4 separate regions of the Homo sapiens genome follow, and regions 1, 2 and 4 are each linked to region 3. A link is a contact called in ENCODE Hi-C or POLR2A ChIA-PET data. All regions are on one chromosome and are shown on one strand. The core of a region is the stretch at or near the end of the contact, and the rest is flanking DNA. Distances in the headings are between cores, read along the strand shown. Region 1 holds the start of TESMIN (testis expressed metallothionein like protein). Region 2 holds the start of CTTN (cortactin). Region 3 holds the start of LTO1 (LTO1 maturation factor of ABCE1). Region 4 has its middle 30 kb from the start of FADD.

Evidence for each region. A loop is a pair of places that touch in the nucleus more often than their neighbours do. ChIA-PET counts read pairs that join two places held with the same protein, here RNA polymerase II (POLR2A). Pooled maps may share reads with other maps.
Region 1: a loop to region 3 is called in a map of CD4-positive, alpha-beta T cell, with 4 times the contacts of the local background. The contact joins the promoter of TESMIN here to the promoter of LTO1 in region 3. A Hi-C loop is called at or near these places in 1 of 168 maps with a recorded cell type or tissue (CD4-positive, alpha-beta T cell), 1 of 37 single-sample maps with no recorded cell type and 9 of 50 pooled maps. POLR2A ChIA-PET finds 5 or more read pairs at or near these places in 1 of 52 experiments (HEK293T).
Region 2: a map of sigmoid colon shows a loop between it and region 3 (4-fold over the local background). The contact joins the promoter of CTTN here to the promoter of LTO1 in region 3. A Hi-C loop is called at or near these places in 2 of 168 maps with a recorded cell type or tissue (PC-9 and sigmoid colon) and 15 of 50 pooled maps.
Region 4: POLR2A ChIA-PET joins it to region 3 with 12 read pairs in activated T-cell. The contact joins the enhancer-like site here to the promoter of LTO1 in region 3. POLR2A ChIA-PET finds 5 or more read pairs at or near these places in 3 of 52 experiments (BJ, K562 and activated T-cell).

What each region holds. Positions count from the first base shown.
Region 1 is chr11:68,750,193-68,753,383 of GRCh38, forward strand. It overlaps TESMIN (testis expressed metallothionein like protein), which reads right to left and starts at 1,328. Exons shown (of 10, transcript NM_004923.3): 1 at 1,228-1,328; 2 at 1-507. The coding sequence starts at 468. RefSeq lists an enhancer at 455-1,440 and silencers at 1,141-1,430, 1,441-1,560.
Region 2 is chr11:70,396,716-70,400,261 of GRCh38, forward strand. CTTN (cortactin) reads left to right here and starts at 1,814. Exons shown (of 18, transcript NM_005231.4): 1 at 1,814-1,899. CTTN-DT (CTTN divergent transcript) reads right to left here and starts at 1,747. Exons shown (of 3, transcript NR_186321.1): 1 at 1,383-1,747. RefSeq lists silencers at 144-332, 1,430-1,479, 1,580-2,089, 2,671-2,740 and an enhancer at 1,110-1,179.
Region 3 is chr11:69,673,631-69,677,317 of GRCh38, forward strand. It overlaps LTO1 (LTO1 maturation factor of ABCE1), which reads right to left and starts at 1,723. Exons shown (of 5, transcript NM_153451.3): 1 at 1,560-1,723. The coding sequence starts at 1,609. RefSeq lists a silencer at 1,305-1,394 and enhancers at 1,515-2,015, 1,885-2,084.
Region 4 is chr11:70,231,431-70,234,932 of GRCh38, forward strand. No RefSeq gene overlaps it. Among named protein-coding and RNA genes, the nearest start is that of FADD, 30 kb to the left of the region's middle. Within about 2 kb of position 2,146, at least 4 of the 41 ENCODE cell types and tissues checked have a DNase peak (open chromatin) inside an H3K27ac peak, as active enhancers do.

The sequences.
Region 1 (3,191 bases), core at 78-2,577, 920 kb before region 3:
GATCATGCGGACGCCCGGGTGGGAGGCTCCTTCCAGGACCCAGGCGCCCAGGGGCAACACCGCCGGGCTGCGGTGCGCGGGTAGCAGCGAGGACAGGAAGTGCACGTTGCAGGCGGGCGGCTGCGGGGCCTGCAGGAGCGCGACGTCCTCCAGCGCGCTGAGCTCTGGGATCCCGGGGTACTCCCCGAGGAGCTCCCCGCCGTCGCTGTCGCCCCCCGCGAGCTTCGCCTTGACCTGGCCCTTGCAGTCGGCGCCCAGCGCGGGGTTGAACGCGTGCAGGACGGGTTCCTTGGGGTCCGCCGGGCCCAGGTACGCTTCTTTGAAGACGTGGAACTCGTCCTCCTCGTACTTCACGGGGGCCTTCAGGCCGATGTTCTCCGAAGCGAACGGACCCTCGGGGCTTAAGAGCTCCGTCACCATCGCATCCTCGGGGCTGGGCAGCCCGCCCGGCAGAGGGCCCTCCTCCATGGCGCAGGGCGGCGGGGCGGGATGGCGGGGGCCGCGCACCTGCAACACGCGGCCAGGTGAGAGGCAGCCAGAGGAGAGGACGAGGGGAGGGGCGGCCAGGAAAGGGGACAGCCAAGGGAGGGGCAGCCAAGGGAGGGGCGGCCAGGGGAGGGGACCAGGTGAGGGGCGGCTAGGGGAGGGGGCGGCCTGGTGAGGGAGGGCCAGGTGAGGGGCCCGGGGAAGGGCGACCAGGTGAGGGGGTCAGGGGAGGGGCGACCAGATGAGGGGCGATTAGGTGAGGGGCGGCCAGGTGAGGGGCGGCCAGGTGAGGAGCGACCAGGGGAGGCGGTCAGGTGAGCGGCGACCAGGGGAGGGGCGGCCGGGGAGGGGGTCACGGGAGGGGCGACCAGGGGAGGGGCGGCCAGGGGAGGGGGCCAGGTGAGGGGCGGCCAGGTGAGGAGCGACCAGGGGAGGGAGTCAGGGGAGGGGCGACCAGGTAAGGGGCGGCCAGGAGAGGGGCCGGCCGGGGTGGGGGTCAGGTGAGGGGCGCCCAGGGGAGGGGGCCAGGTGAGGGGCGGCCGAGGAGGGGGTCAGGTGAGGAGCAGCCAGGGGAGGGGGGGCCAGGTGAGGTGCGACCAGGTGAGGGGCGGCCTCGCCCACGGCCCGCCGCCCTCCGCCCACCCGCAGGGGCCCGACCCGGCCCGGCAGCCCCCATCCCCGCCTGCAGAGCCGAGGCCCAGCCCGGGGACCGCCCCGTCATTCCTCCTCGGAGGGACGCACCTGGGGCCGCCGGGGCTGCCGCAGCGTGGAGCGAGCGGGATGGGGCGTGGGCCGGGCCTCAGGCGCAGGCGGCCGTTGGCGGTTGGAGAAGGGGGAAGGGTGAGGGACAGGAACCTGGGGGGAGGGGAAGAGGCGCCCGGGCAGTGGGCGGGGCCTGGGCGTGGGGCGGAGTCGAGGTCGGGGCGGGGAGGTAAAGGCGGGGCCAGGGAGGTGTGGTGGGCGTGGTCTGGGGCGGGAGGAGACAGAGTCGCGAGGGGCGGGGCCTGGACTGCCGCTGTTGCCAGAGCGGGTCAGGGGAGGCACTCCCAGGTTCAGCCGATCCAGGCTCAGGTGGGGAAACTGAGGTCCCCATCAACTCGGGCAGCGCTAAGTGGGACTGCCTAGCTTGGCTTCTGACCTTGGGCTTCAGTTATATTTTTCTGGCCAGGCGTGGTTGCTCACGCCTGTAGTCCCAGCACTTTGGGAGGCCGAGGCAGGCGGATTACTTGAGGTCAGGAGTTCAAAACCAGCCTGGGCAACATGGTGAAACCCCGTCTCTACTAAAAATACAAAAATTAGCTGGCCGTGGTGGCACGCGCCTGTAATCCCAGCTACTTGGAAGGCTGAGGCAGGAGAATCGCTTGAGCCCGGGAGGTGGAGGTTGCAGTGAGCCGAGATCCCGCCACTGCACTCCAGCCTGTGCCACAGAGCTAGACTCCGTCTCAAAAAAATAAATAAAATAAAATAAAACATTTTTCTACACTCGAGCTCTCAAGACAGATCCCGGCCTGGGACGCTGCGGGTGGACAGAGGGCAGGGGCTTGCACCGCACGTTCCCAGCCTTGCACCCACTCCCGGTCCTTGGTGACGCAGCTTACAGGTGCAACTGATGGAGTTGGTCCCGAAATAGAAGTAACAAATACGGCTGGGCGTGGTGGCTCACGTCTGTAATCCCAGCACTTTGGGAGGCCGAGGCGGGTGGATCACCTGAGGTCAGGAGTTCGAGACCAGCCTGGCCAACATATAGTGAAACTCCGTCTCTACTAAAAAATACAAAAACTAGCTGGGCGTAGTGGCGCACGCCTGTAGTCCCAGCTACATAGAAGGCTGAGGCTTGAACCTGGGAGATGGGGGTTGCAGTGAGCTGAGATTGTGTCACTGTACTCCAGCCTGACCAACAGAGAAAGGCTCCCTCTCAGAAAAAAAAAAAAAAACTCACAAATACAATGAAAGTCTCAAATTTTGGGTGGGGAATGAGCTATTTCATCTTTAAGGAGTCAATAGATATCACTGTTTAATCAAGAGGAGGTGAAAGTTTAATTCAAGTGATGGCGAAAACTGCAAAGGGTGTAGAGGGACTGGTGGGAGTGGGTGCTGGGGAGACAGCCTCAGGTACTGTCTACTCAGGTACTGTTTTGGTAAAAATAAAGAATGTAAAACATCAGCTTTCTAATCTCACTTTTAAAAATTAAATACTTTTCTAAATTTTTAAAGGGTAGTACCCAAGGCACAGCAACACCGTGTACTATTTAGTTGTACATTTAACATTCAAAAATCAAGAAAATTTTGCCTGGGGCTGGGCGTGGTGGCTCATGCCTGTAATCCCAGCACTCTGGGAGGCCAAGGTGGTCAGATCACTTAAAGTCAGGAGTTCAAGACCAGCCTGACTAACATGGTGAAACCCTGTCTCTACTAAAAATACAAAATTAGCTAGGCATGGTGGTGCACACCTGCAATCCCAGCTATTTGTGAGGCTGAGGCAGGAGAATTGCTTGAACCTGGGAGGCGGAGGTTGCAGTGAGCTGAGATTGCACCATTGTACTTTAGCCTGGGCAAAAAGATTGAAACTCCATCTCAAAAATCAAACAAACAAAAACAACAACAACAAAAAACACTCACAGAAGCAGAAAAAATAATAAAAATAATAAATCGAAGAGCCCAAGAATTATGCATAGCTTGAGTGGCCCAAGCGAGAGAGTAACCCA
Region 2 (3,546 bases), core at 564-3,063, 720 kb after region 3:
CTGGTCTTGAACTCCTGGGCTCAAGCAATCCTCTGGCCTTGCCGCTCAAAGTGCTGGTATTACAAGCCTGGCCAACAATCCTTGTGCACAGAAAATGCAAATTAGCTGTGTCCAGTTAAATGCAATTGACCTTTGCACTAGAGATAGAGCAGTTTTTGCAAATTCATTTCAGCATTCGTCTTCCGTTTTTTTTTTTTTTGACACAGGGTTTCTGTTGCCCGTGCCGGAGCGGTCCTTTTGCCTCAGCCTCCAGAATAGCTGGGACCACAGGTAAACGTCACCATGCCTGGCTAATTTTTTTCTTAAAAAAAATTTTTTTTTTTTGGTAGAGACAGGGTCTTGCCATGCTGCCCAGGCTGGTCTCAAATTCCTGACCTCCAGCAATCCTCCTGCCTTGGCCTCCCAAAGTGTTGGGATTACAGGCGCGAGGCACTGCATCTGGCCAAATTCTTTAAACAATTTGTAACAACTTATGATGTATTCATTATCGAGTTAAATAAAATATTTGACGTGTTCATTTTATATGTGTATGAAGGTCATGATTTTACCTTTAAAAAAATGGTCAACACCTGACATTTCCTTCCGCCACCCGCACTTCCAATTCATCCTCACATCTGACAGTTTAGCTTTCTAAATGCCTCTTGCATCTATCCACTTCTCCCCATCTTACCTGCCACCAGCGGTCTGCCCGAATTGGCTACATTAGGCTCTACCTGGCCCTTCTCCCATCCATCTTCCACACAGCAGCCAGAGTGATCTCATTACAATTCAAACTTCATTATGTCTTATTTATTTATTTAGCGATGGCGGGCGGGGGCGAGGGTCTCACTATGCTGACCAGGCTGGTCTCGAACTCCTGGCCTTAGGCGATCCTCCCATGTCAGCCTCCCAAAGTGTTATGATTACAGGCGTGGGCCACTGCGCCTGGCCCAAACTTCATGATGTCTCTTATCAGCTTAACTTCCTCCGAGGACTTCCCGTGTCTCCCAGAATAAAGACCGAGGTCTTCGCTGTGCTCTATCGGCCTCTGCATGACCTGGCCCCTCTCACACCACAGCTCCGCTGCACCACTAGCCCTCTACCATGCTGAGCTGAGCCTCCTCCAGTTCCCCTGCTGCAAGACCGTTCCTGCCTTGGGACCTCTGTTGGCCCTGCTGTTGGAACCTGCTGTTGGCCTGCCTGGAAAATTCTTCCCTCCTTACCTTGTTTACTCTTATAGGGCCTTCACATCTTGGCTAACATGTGAATCGCCCAAAGAAACCTCTGGTCTCCCAGGGGTTCAGGTCCTACCGTCTCCCCAATACGATGTTATGAAACTCTCACTTCTTGGCATTTATCTCATTTCCCAGGTGAGTACCCATGTGGTTTAACGCTTGACTCACCTTCTAGGCTGCTATGTCCCTGTGGCCGGGGCTCGCGTCCCTGGCACGCATGTGGCCCTTTCTTGGAGGGGAGGTGCATGGTGAGCGGACGAGGACGGCTGAGGGCGCGCGCGGAGGGAGGATGGAGAGATGAAGAGGCTCCCCGCTCCCGGACTCAGGGCACGTGCGTCTCCTCGGCTGGCTTCCTTCCCCCGGCCCCGGGCAGCGCCGCGGATCCTGAGACCCCGCCGCGGGCTGTGTGCTGCTCAGCGCCCATCCTCTGCGCGCGCAACGCTACTTCCGGGCGAGCTCTGCAGACTCGCCACAGGCCGGGCTAGCGCTTAGCCAGCTGCGGGCGGACCCCCGGGACTCTTGCGGGCCAAGACGCGGGAGGAGGCGGGGCAGGGGGCGGGGTCGCGCGGGGACCCGGATGCGGCCCCGCCCCCGCCCTCGGAACCGGAAGTAGAGCCTGGTGCCTGGGAGCGGCTGGCGCGGCGGAATCCAGGGCCGACCCGGGCCGGACCGACCCCAGGCGGCGGTGAGCGAGCGCGGCGTCCGCCCGGGGTGCAGGCCGGGCTCTGCTTCTTCCCTCCTGTGGCGTCGCCTGGCCGCGAAAGGGGAAGGAAGCGGCGGCCGCAGCGGTCTCACCGCTCTTCCGCTTGCGGTTTCGGGGGCCGGGGCAGAGTGGCGAGGCTTTCCCGGCCTGGGGCGGGGCAGGGCGAGGGCCGGGGGTCCGCGAGGGCCACGAGGACGGGTCTGGGCCCAAGGAGGCCGGGCAGGGGGCAAGGGGGCACGGAGGGCTTGGGGCTGGGGTCCGCGGAGGAAGGTTAGAAAGGGGCCAAATTGGGGTATCAGCTCTGAGGGGAGGGTCCCTGGGCGCCGGGGGGCTCCAGGGCAGGAGAGGGGCCAGGCTGGGAGGGGTCTTGGGTCCGAGGGAATAGGAGAGGGGGATGGGCTCCGAGGGGGAGGGTATTAGGGCCCGAGGGAGAGGGGCTGGGCCTGTGGGGTTCGGGGGTCTGAGCGGAGGGGGCCGGGGTTCGAGGGGCCAAGGAAGGTGGGTGTGGGGGGTCTCAAGGAAAGGGCGAGGGGTCTGAGAGGGAGGTGTCTGGGTGCAGAGGGAAAGGGATGAGGTCCGAGGGGAGGAGATTGGGGTCTGACGGGAAGGGGTCCAGGCGCAGAGCTACTGGGATGGGGTCCGAGGGAAGGGAATTGGGGTTCGAGGGGAAGGGGTCGGGGCTCGGAGGAAAGGTATAGGGTCCGAGGGGAGGGGATTGGGGCTCCAGGGGAAGGGATCCAGGCGCAGGGAAAAGGGATGGGGTCCGCGGGGTCAAGGCGGTTGGGGTGCGCGACTTTGAGGGGCTCGCTGTGGGACGTGGCGGAGCAGCTGGGGATCCGCCCGGCCTGCACCTGAGCGGAGGTTTTGCAATCAGGTCAGTGGAGGCAGCGAGGCGCGGCTGCAGCTAGTCGTGAGGCTCTAAATTTGGAACCGTCCCTCCTTCGGGGTGTGTTTAAAATCACCAGAACGGTGCTTTGGGGCTTTCTGTTACGTTTCCATCACCTGGATAGTCTAAGGGATGCCTGATCCCTGAAGCTGGAAGGCCTTGGGTGAGAAGGGACAGGGCTTCCTCCCGCTGGAATCTGTGGACGTTTGGGGCCCCTTGGGGAGGAATTCATTTTCTGCTGAAGGAAGCTCCGGAGGCATCCGGTGAGCGCTCCCTGGAATCCCATGCGCTCCCTTTGGGCTCAGTGTTGACTTGGCTGCGCAGGCTCTGTCGGGGGGACTTCACCCACTAGGTCCTTCAGGCATGATCCAGCCCTCAAGCCCGGCCGGGCCCAAGGCCGTGGCGCAGGAGGGGCTGGCCGCCTGCCCCTGTCTCCATTCACGTGTTTGACCGTGTGGGTGAGTCACTGGCTCCAGAGCACTGAGTCAGTCCTGTTTCTCCTCTGGTTAGAGAAGTATTCGCCAGATACTCAAGGAACAAGGAAGAGTCTTTTAAGTGGGACTCAATAAAAAGTTGGGGAGGCAGGGTTGTTTTGATATTAGGTCCCCTAGAACTAGAAGCTAACCTTCTGCTATATCTTACTGAAAAGAAATTTCTTTTGACCTGGGGCAGGGGTGCGGTGGCTCACACCTGTAATCCCTGCACTTTGGGAGGTCAAGGTGAGAGGATCGTTTGAGGCCAGG
Region 3 (3,687 bases), core at 473-2,972:
CACCCCCAGAGATTCAGTACGTCTGGAGCAAGGCCCTGGAATCTACTTTTCTTTCTTCCTTTTTTTTTTTTTTTTTTTTGAGACAGGGTCTCTGTTGCCCTGCCTGGAGTGCAGTGGTATGATCACAGCTCACTATAGCCTCAAACTCCTGGGCTCAAGCGATCCTCCAGCTTTGGCCGCTCCAAGTGTTGGGATTACAAGTGAGGGCCACCGCACCTGGCCTGCAATCCACTTTTCTTTTCTTGAGATGGAGTCTCGCTTTGTCGCCCAGGCTGGAGTGCAGTGGTGCGATCTCGGCTCACTGCAAGCTCTGCTTCCCGGGTTCACGCTCTCCTGCCTCAGCCTCCCAAGTAGCTGAGACTACAGGCGCCCACCACCACATCCGGCTAATTTTTTGTATTTTTAGTAGAGACGGGGTTTCACCATGTTAGCTAGGATGGTCTGGATCTCCTGACCTCGTGATCCGCCCGCCTCGGCCTCCCAAAGTGCTGGGATTACAGGCGTCAGCCACCGCATCTGGCCCGGAATCTACTTTTCAAAGTCTCCTAGATAAGTCTGGTTTGCAGCCAGAGTTAGGGGGCCAAAGTTCTGTGAGTGTTCAAGTAGCACTAGCCCAAGTCAACCGCTTCCAAAAAACTGCAACATACACAGGGTTTGACATCACATGGGTAGGGCAACAGAGAGAAATGGCATCAGATCACCACAAAATGTTCTCCGACTGGTACCCGGAGTAGCACTGACCCTGAGGCCCAACAGTGGAACTGCCACTATCTTAACCTGCAGTCACCAAACATGCAAGGAGTGGGCTGCAGCGCCCCATGAAGCAGGGTGCATAGCTCCCCACTTAATAGTTGTGTGACCCTGGAAAGTGACTGTGCCTCCTAGTCTGTAAATTCCGAAGAATAATAGGATCCACTTACTAAGTAGGGCTGAAGTAGATAACCAGGGTGGAACGTTTAGCTCAGTGTCTGACTCACAGCGCGAGCTAAATAAACGTCAGCGCCTGACTGCTAAATGTTCGGCCGCTTTCTTAACTAACATCTATGGACGCGTCCTCTGGGCCGGGCACTGGAAGTCAGCCAGGAGGCAACTCACAGCTCCCCCACTGTCGCAGCACGAGGGGCTCCCCAGGGGCTCTGGAGGGAAAAGGGGTGTGGTCGGGTACATCTATCAGCACATCCATGAATACTGCCGTATGTCCTATGATTAAGGAACCAGAAAAAAAGGCAGCTCCCAGATGGCAAAGGTCTGTCCTCCCAGAGGACGAGGCGGCCTCGGAGGAGGGGAACCACCAGGCTGAGCAGATGTTTGGGGCAGCCCTGACAGGGAAGGCGGGTCTGGAAGAGCAGCTGGGCACGTGCCCCGCCGGAGCGGGCCAGGAGAAGAGGACCAGAGCATCAGGCCCACACTTGTCCCTGCGTCCACGGCCACCAGGCGCTCCCCAATGCGCACGCCCAAGGGACGCCAGGCTCCAGCAGCCGCCCTGGGCCGCAGCCGGCGGCGAAGCCGCTGGGAGACGACCAGACAGGGCGGGGTGCGGGCCCGGCCTCACCACCCACCTCTCATCCGCCATCACGATGGCATCGAATATGTCCTGACTGCCAGCCATAGCGGCAAGCAGCCCGCCCTTGGCCCCCGGGTTTCTGCAGCCCCGCGGTGCCGTAGCAGACCCGGCAGCTTCAGGCACAAATGCTCCGCTTGGGAGGAGACGAGACCCACTTCCGGAAGCGGCGGCGCGGGGCAGGCCGGGTAAGAACGGCACGCGGGAGGGCCCAAAGCAGCCTGTACATGGCGCATGCGCGGCTGCAGCGGTGGGCGGGGCCGGCCTCGACTGAAGCCCCGCCCTGGGGTCCTTTCGCCCTGCCCAGCTCCAGCAAAGGGCCTGTCTGTCCGCGCTGGGAGCGTCCATTGGCCGCGCGCGTGGAGAGCCGACCTGTATTTTACCACTGCAGATAGAACCGAATTTCCCAAAGTGGCTCCGAAAGAACCAAGGAAGAAATGGGAAGTCATCAGCTGGCGCGGTGGCTCACGCCTGTCATCCCAGCACTTTGGGAGGCCGAGGCGCGCGGATCACCTGAGTTCGGGAGTTCGAGACCAGCCTGGCCAACATGGTGAAACCTCGTCTTTACTGAAAATACAAAAATTAGCCGGGCATGGTGGCAGGCGCCTGTAATCCCAGCTACTCGGGAGGCTGAGGCAGGAGAATCACTGGAAGCTGGGAGGCGGAGGTTGCAGTGAGCCGAGATCGCACCACTGCACTCCAGACTGGCGACAGAGCCAGACTCCGTCAAAAAAAAAAAAAAAAAGGGAAAAGAAATGGGAAGTCATCAAAGAACCGACGCCTCAGGAGGCTCCAGGCCAGGAGGCTCTGCATGTGGGATTTTGGGCAGAAATTTGTCGGTTTTAGTTCTCATATTTGTCATTTCCATGAGATGTGCTTTCTGAACACGATTTTTAAAAAGGGATTTCAAAGTCTAAGCGACAACGGAACTCAGATGAGAAACACCAGAAGCATTCCTAATAAAGTCAGTAGTAAAACCTCACGTGACCACTGAACATCTTTCTACCAGCCCTGGCCAATGCAGTAAAACATGAAGCAAGAAGTGGAAATACCAAAAAAAAAAAAAAAAAAAAAAAAAGGCAGAAATACTACTATTTGCAGATATGATGGCCCACGTGGAAAACCCAAATAGTCACCTAAGACGTTCTCAGAATCCATAATCGCAGCAAGTAGCTATGTGTATGATGAATAGGGAAAAAAACACTTTCTGTTATTCCAACAATAATTGGTAGTAACCTGAGCAGGGGTGGTGATGGGAAAATCGCCTTATGATAGTCATAATACATTTCTTAGAAATAAGAATTTCTAACAATTTGAGCAGGACCCATATAAGGAAAACTACAGCTCTACCATGATTGAGGATTGGGGAACTGAACAAGTGCAGTACCAAAGAAAATTCCATGAGATCTGGTAAAATGTGTCAAAATCCTAAACTTTTTCATCCGTATGAATAAACTAATAAAAATAACTAAGATGTTTTAGAAAAAAATGATTTTCATATCAGATATGAAAAGATAAAGTGTCAATATAAATATTGTGGTATGTTGGTTCAAGAAGTGGCAGACCAGTGAAATAAAGTAAATGGCCCAGACAATGGACTCTCATAGATGTAAAGCCTTCTCATGTGGTAAAAAGAAGAATTACAAATTAATTGGAGAAAGGAAATATTAACTAATAACTATAATGGAAAATTGGTTGTTTGGGAAAAGCTTGGTTCCATTTATGCCTCACACCATTCATCAAAATAATTCCAGATGAGTTAAAGAGTTAACTTAAAAAAATTAAGCACATTGGCTGGGCACGGTGGCTCACGCCTGTAATCCCAGCACTTTGGGAGGCCCAGGCAGGTGGATAACCAGAGTTAGGGAGTTCGAGACCAGCCTGACCAACATGGAGAAACCCCGTCTGTACTAAAACTACAAAATTAGCCTGGCGTGGTGGTGCATGCCTGTAAGCCCAGCTACTCGGGAGGCTGAGGCAGGAGAACCCAGGAGACAGAGGTTGCAGTGAGCCGAGATCACACCATTGCACCCCAGCCTGGGCAACAAGAGCAAAACTCCATCTCTAAATAAATAAATGAATAAAGCACATTTTGCCTGTAATCCCAGCACTTTGGGAGGCCGAGG
Region 4 (3,502 bases), core at 896-3,395, 560 kb after region 3:
TTCCATTCATTCTTTCGTCCACCCGCAGGCACGTGCGCCTCCCTCTGTGTGCCAAGCGCTGTCCGTGGCATCAGGGCAGATGGAGCAGGGGCCGCCAGACTCGGCTTGAATCTGCTGTGCTGTGGACAGGCCTAGAGAGCTCGGCAGCACTTTCCCTCTAGGAGATGGGAGTGGGCTTATTGTGCTGTGAGGGGGTAAGGAGGCAGGGGAGATCTTGTCTGTGCCAGGCACGTCCTGGGCCCCATGCAGATGACCAGCCTCATTAGTTCGTTATCTGCACTCGCTCATGCAGCCTCACCTCTGTGTGTGGCAGAGGACCCTGGCCTTTAACATTCCTGCCGTCTTACAGCCCCACCTGCTTCAAAGCTTCCGCACGCTTCTTAACCCCTGGACAGACCTGCAACCCCCGCCTGTGGCCTTGGCTCCCACTTCCAAGACCCTGATGAGTTTTGCTGGGAGGGCCTGGTCGCTGCTTTCTTCTCAGAGGAAAGTGGCCCCTTCCCACCTCACTCAGCCTCCTGCTCCCCTGCCCTGGCCCTGGCCGGCTCACTTCTGGAACAAACTCCTTCCTCCCAGCCTTCCCATCTCTGGTCTCTTCCTGATCTGGATCCTTCTCTCTCTCTCTCTCTTTTTTTTTTTTTTTTTTTTGAGATAGGGGCTCACTCTGTTGCCCAGGCTAGAGTACACTGGTGCAATCACAGCTCATGGCATCCCTGACTTTCCAGGCTCCAGTAATCCTTCCATCTCAGCCTCCCAAGTAGCTGGGGCTACAGGCCCGACTAATATTTGTATTTTTGGTAGAGATGGGGTTTTGCCATGTTGCCAAGGTTGGTCTCCAACTCCTGAGCTCACACTTGAGCTCCACCTGCCTTGGCCTCCCAAAGTGCTGGGATTACAGGCATTAGCCACAGTGCCTGGCGACCCAGATCCCTTTCTACCTGGGGCCAGAGATTTCCTCCTAAATAGAAAACCTGACCCCACCCTGGTCTTTGGGCGAGACACCTCTTTTGCTTTTTCGTAGTTCACAGCTCCTTTCCCAAAGCTCAGTGACTCAAGGGTCAGCTTGGCAATTTTTGCCTTAGCCATGTACCCTCTGTCGTTTTTTTGTTTTTTGTTTTGAGACGGAGTCTCAGTCTGTCACTCAGGCTGGAGTGCAATGGCGTGACCTCAGCTCACTGCAACCTCTGCCTCCCGGGTTCCAGCGATTCTCCTGACTCAGCCTCCCGAGTAGTTGGGATTACAGGCACCCACCACCATGCCCGGCTAATTTTTGTATTTTTAGTAGAGATGGGGTTTTGCCATGTTGGTCAGGCTGCTCTCGAGCTCCTGACCTCAGGTGATCCACGCCCCCCTCGGCCTCCCAAAGTGCTGGGATTATAGGCGTGAGCCACCACGCCTGACCTCCCCCTCTCGTTTTATCTACTTAGCTTTTTCTTGAAAGCCTTGTCCTTTTATCTACTTAGCTGTATCTTGAAAGCGACTCTCTTAAAAATTTAAAATTTAAAAATTTTTAATTTTTTGTGTCTCTGTTACAAAAAGAAAACAGTCTATGGCAAAGATTGCTGGTGTCACCCAGTATCTTTTCATCCCTTCTCACTTTACACAAGATCCCCAATTTTTAGCTAAGCAGACAGTCAAGGCTGCATTTCCCAACCTCCCCTGCAGCCAGGTGTGGCCCTTTGACTAAGTTCTGCATATGTGCAGAAATGGAGTGTGGAACTTCCTAAAAACAGCCTTAAAGGAGGGAGAGGATTGTGCCCTTCAGCATCCCTTTATTCCTTCCTTCTGCCTGGAATGCAAGCATGATAGCTGGAGCACAGGCAGCTATATTGGGTCATGAGGAAGCAATGCAGCAGGATAGAAGGATCCTGGGTTCTTAAAGATTACAGAGCCTCCCTGCTAGCCCTAGAAAGCTTACATCAGGGTTGCCTTTGTATGAGAAAAATAAACCCTCATTGAAGTCACTGTGATTTGGAGACTTCAGACACTTACACAAAGCTAACCTTGATTGAAACACAGTATCACTTGGAATAATCAGGAGGTGGCTATGAAAAGGAATGCAATAAAAAAGTGACATTCTGAAACTCGTCATACACTCCACTGCCTTCCAGGCTCTGAAACTGAGGGCTACTCACTTTGTTTAAGAAGACATTAGTCATCACTAGCCCGAGATGAAATCTCACTTTGTTCAGAGGGACTGACCGATTGTTGAAAAGGGAAAGACGTTCTCACCGTGTGACTCAACACTGTTCAGTGCCAAGTTCCTCACCTCACCATTAACTGGAGTCATTGACTGTCTACACCTGCAGGCTGAACGCACCGCCCCAGGATGAAGTGTGAGTCCTCGGCATCCCAGGGAGGTTAGTGTCCTCCTGCGAAGCTCCAGCCTTGGGGAGTGCCTCCACGTCCAGGCTGGAGCCACCTCCCTACTCCCTCTCCCCAGGGCCTGGCACGGTCAGCCATCATGAGTGTCCCAGCTAGAGTCAACCAGCAGATGATGTTTAGTGCCTCTCTGTGCCTTCAGAAATGCTTCCCACCCTCAGGAATTCCAATGCCTGCTTCTCTCTCCTGCTACACTCCTACTCATTGCCCATCTCTGCGTAGATGCCCCAGCGGATCACCGTTCAGTCGACATTTACCAGGCACTCCCTGTTCGGGGGTGAGTGTTGGCTATGGAGTTAGCCGCCAGGAGCCTGCCTCCTGCTGACTGGGCGATCTGGGCAAGTTATTTAGCTTCTCCGCCTCAGTCCTTCCTATCTGTAAAATGGGGATAGGAATGGCACCTTCCTCAAGGGTGTTGGTGAGGGTTAGACCAGTCGATATGCTAAGTGCTTAGAACACATTAACCCCCTGGGACATCTCAGGTGCTGCTGTTGTCTGTCAGGCTAGGAGGCTAAGGGATCTGCTTTCATGGGGGGGATGGAGTGACCTTCTAGAACCTGCTGCAGATAGAGCTTCAGCTTCACCCTCTGTATTAAGCATGCCCCATGGGGGTATGGGTTGGATGGTGGTCGACTTACTTTTTTACTGGCCCTTCTTCCTTATAGCCTGGGGACCTGGGATGTCAGGGAAGCCCATATCCTACTCACCTTTGACTTTTTTTTTTTTTTTTTTTTTTTTTTTTTGCAGTGGGGTCCTGCTCTGTCGCCCAGGCTGGAGTGCAGTGGCGCGATCTCAGCTCACTGCAGCTTTCACCTCCTGGGTTCAAGCGATTCTTCTGCCTCAGCCTCCCAAGTAGCAGGGATTACAAGTGCCTGCCACCACACCCAGCTAATTTTGATGGGTTTTTGTTTGTTTTTGTTTTTTTGAGACAGTCTTGCTCTGCCTCCCAGGCTGGAGTGTAGTGGCGCAATCTCAGCTCACTGCAACCTCTGCCTCCCAGGTTCAAGAGATTCTCCTGCCTCAGCCTCCTGAGTAACTGGGATTACAGGTGCCCGCCACCATGCCCGGCTAATTTTTGTGTTTTTAGTAGAGATGGGATTTCACCATGTTGACCAGGCTG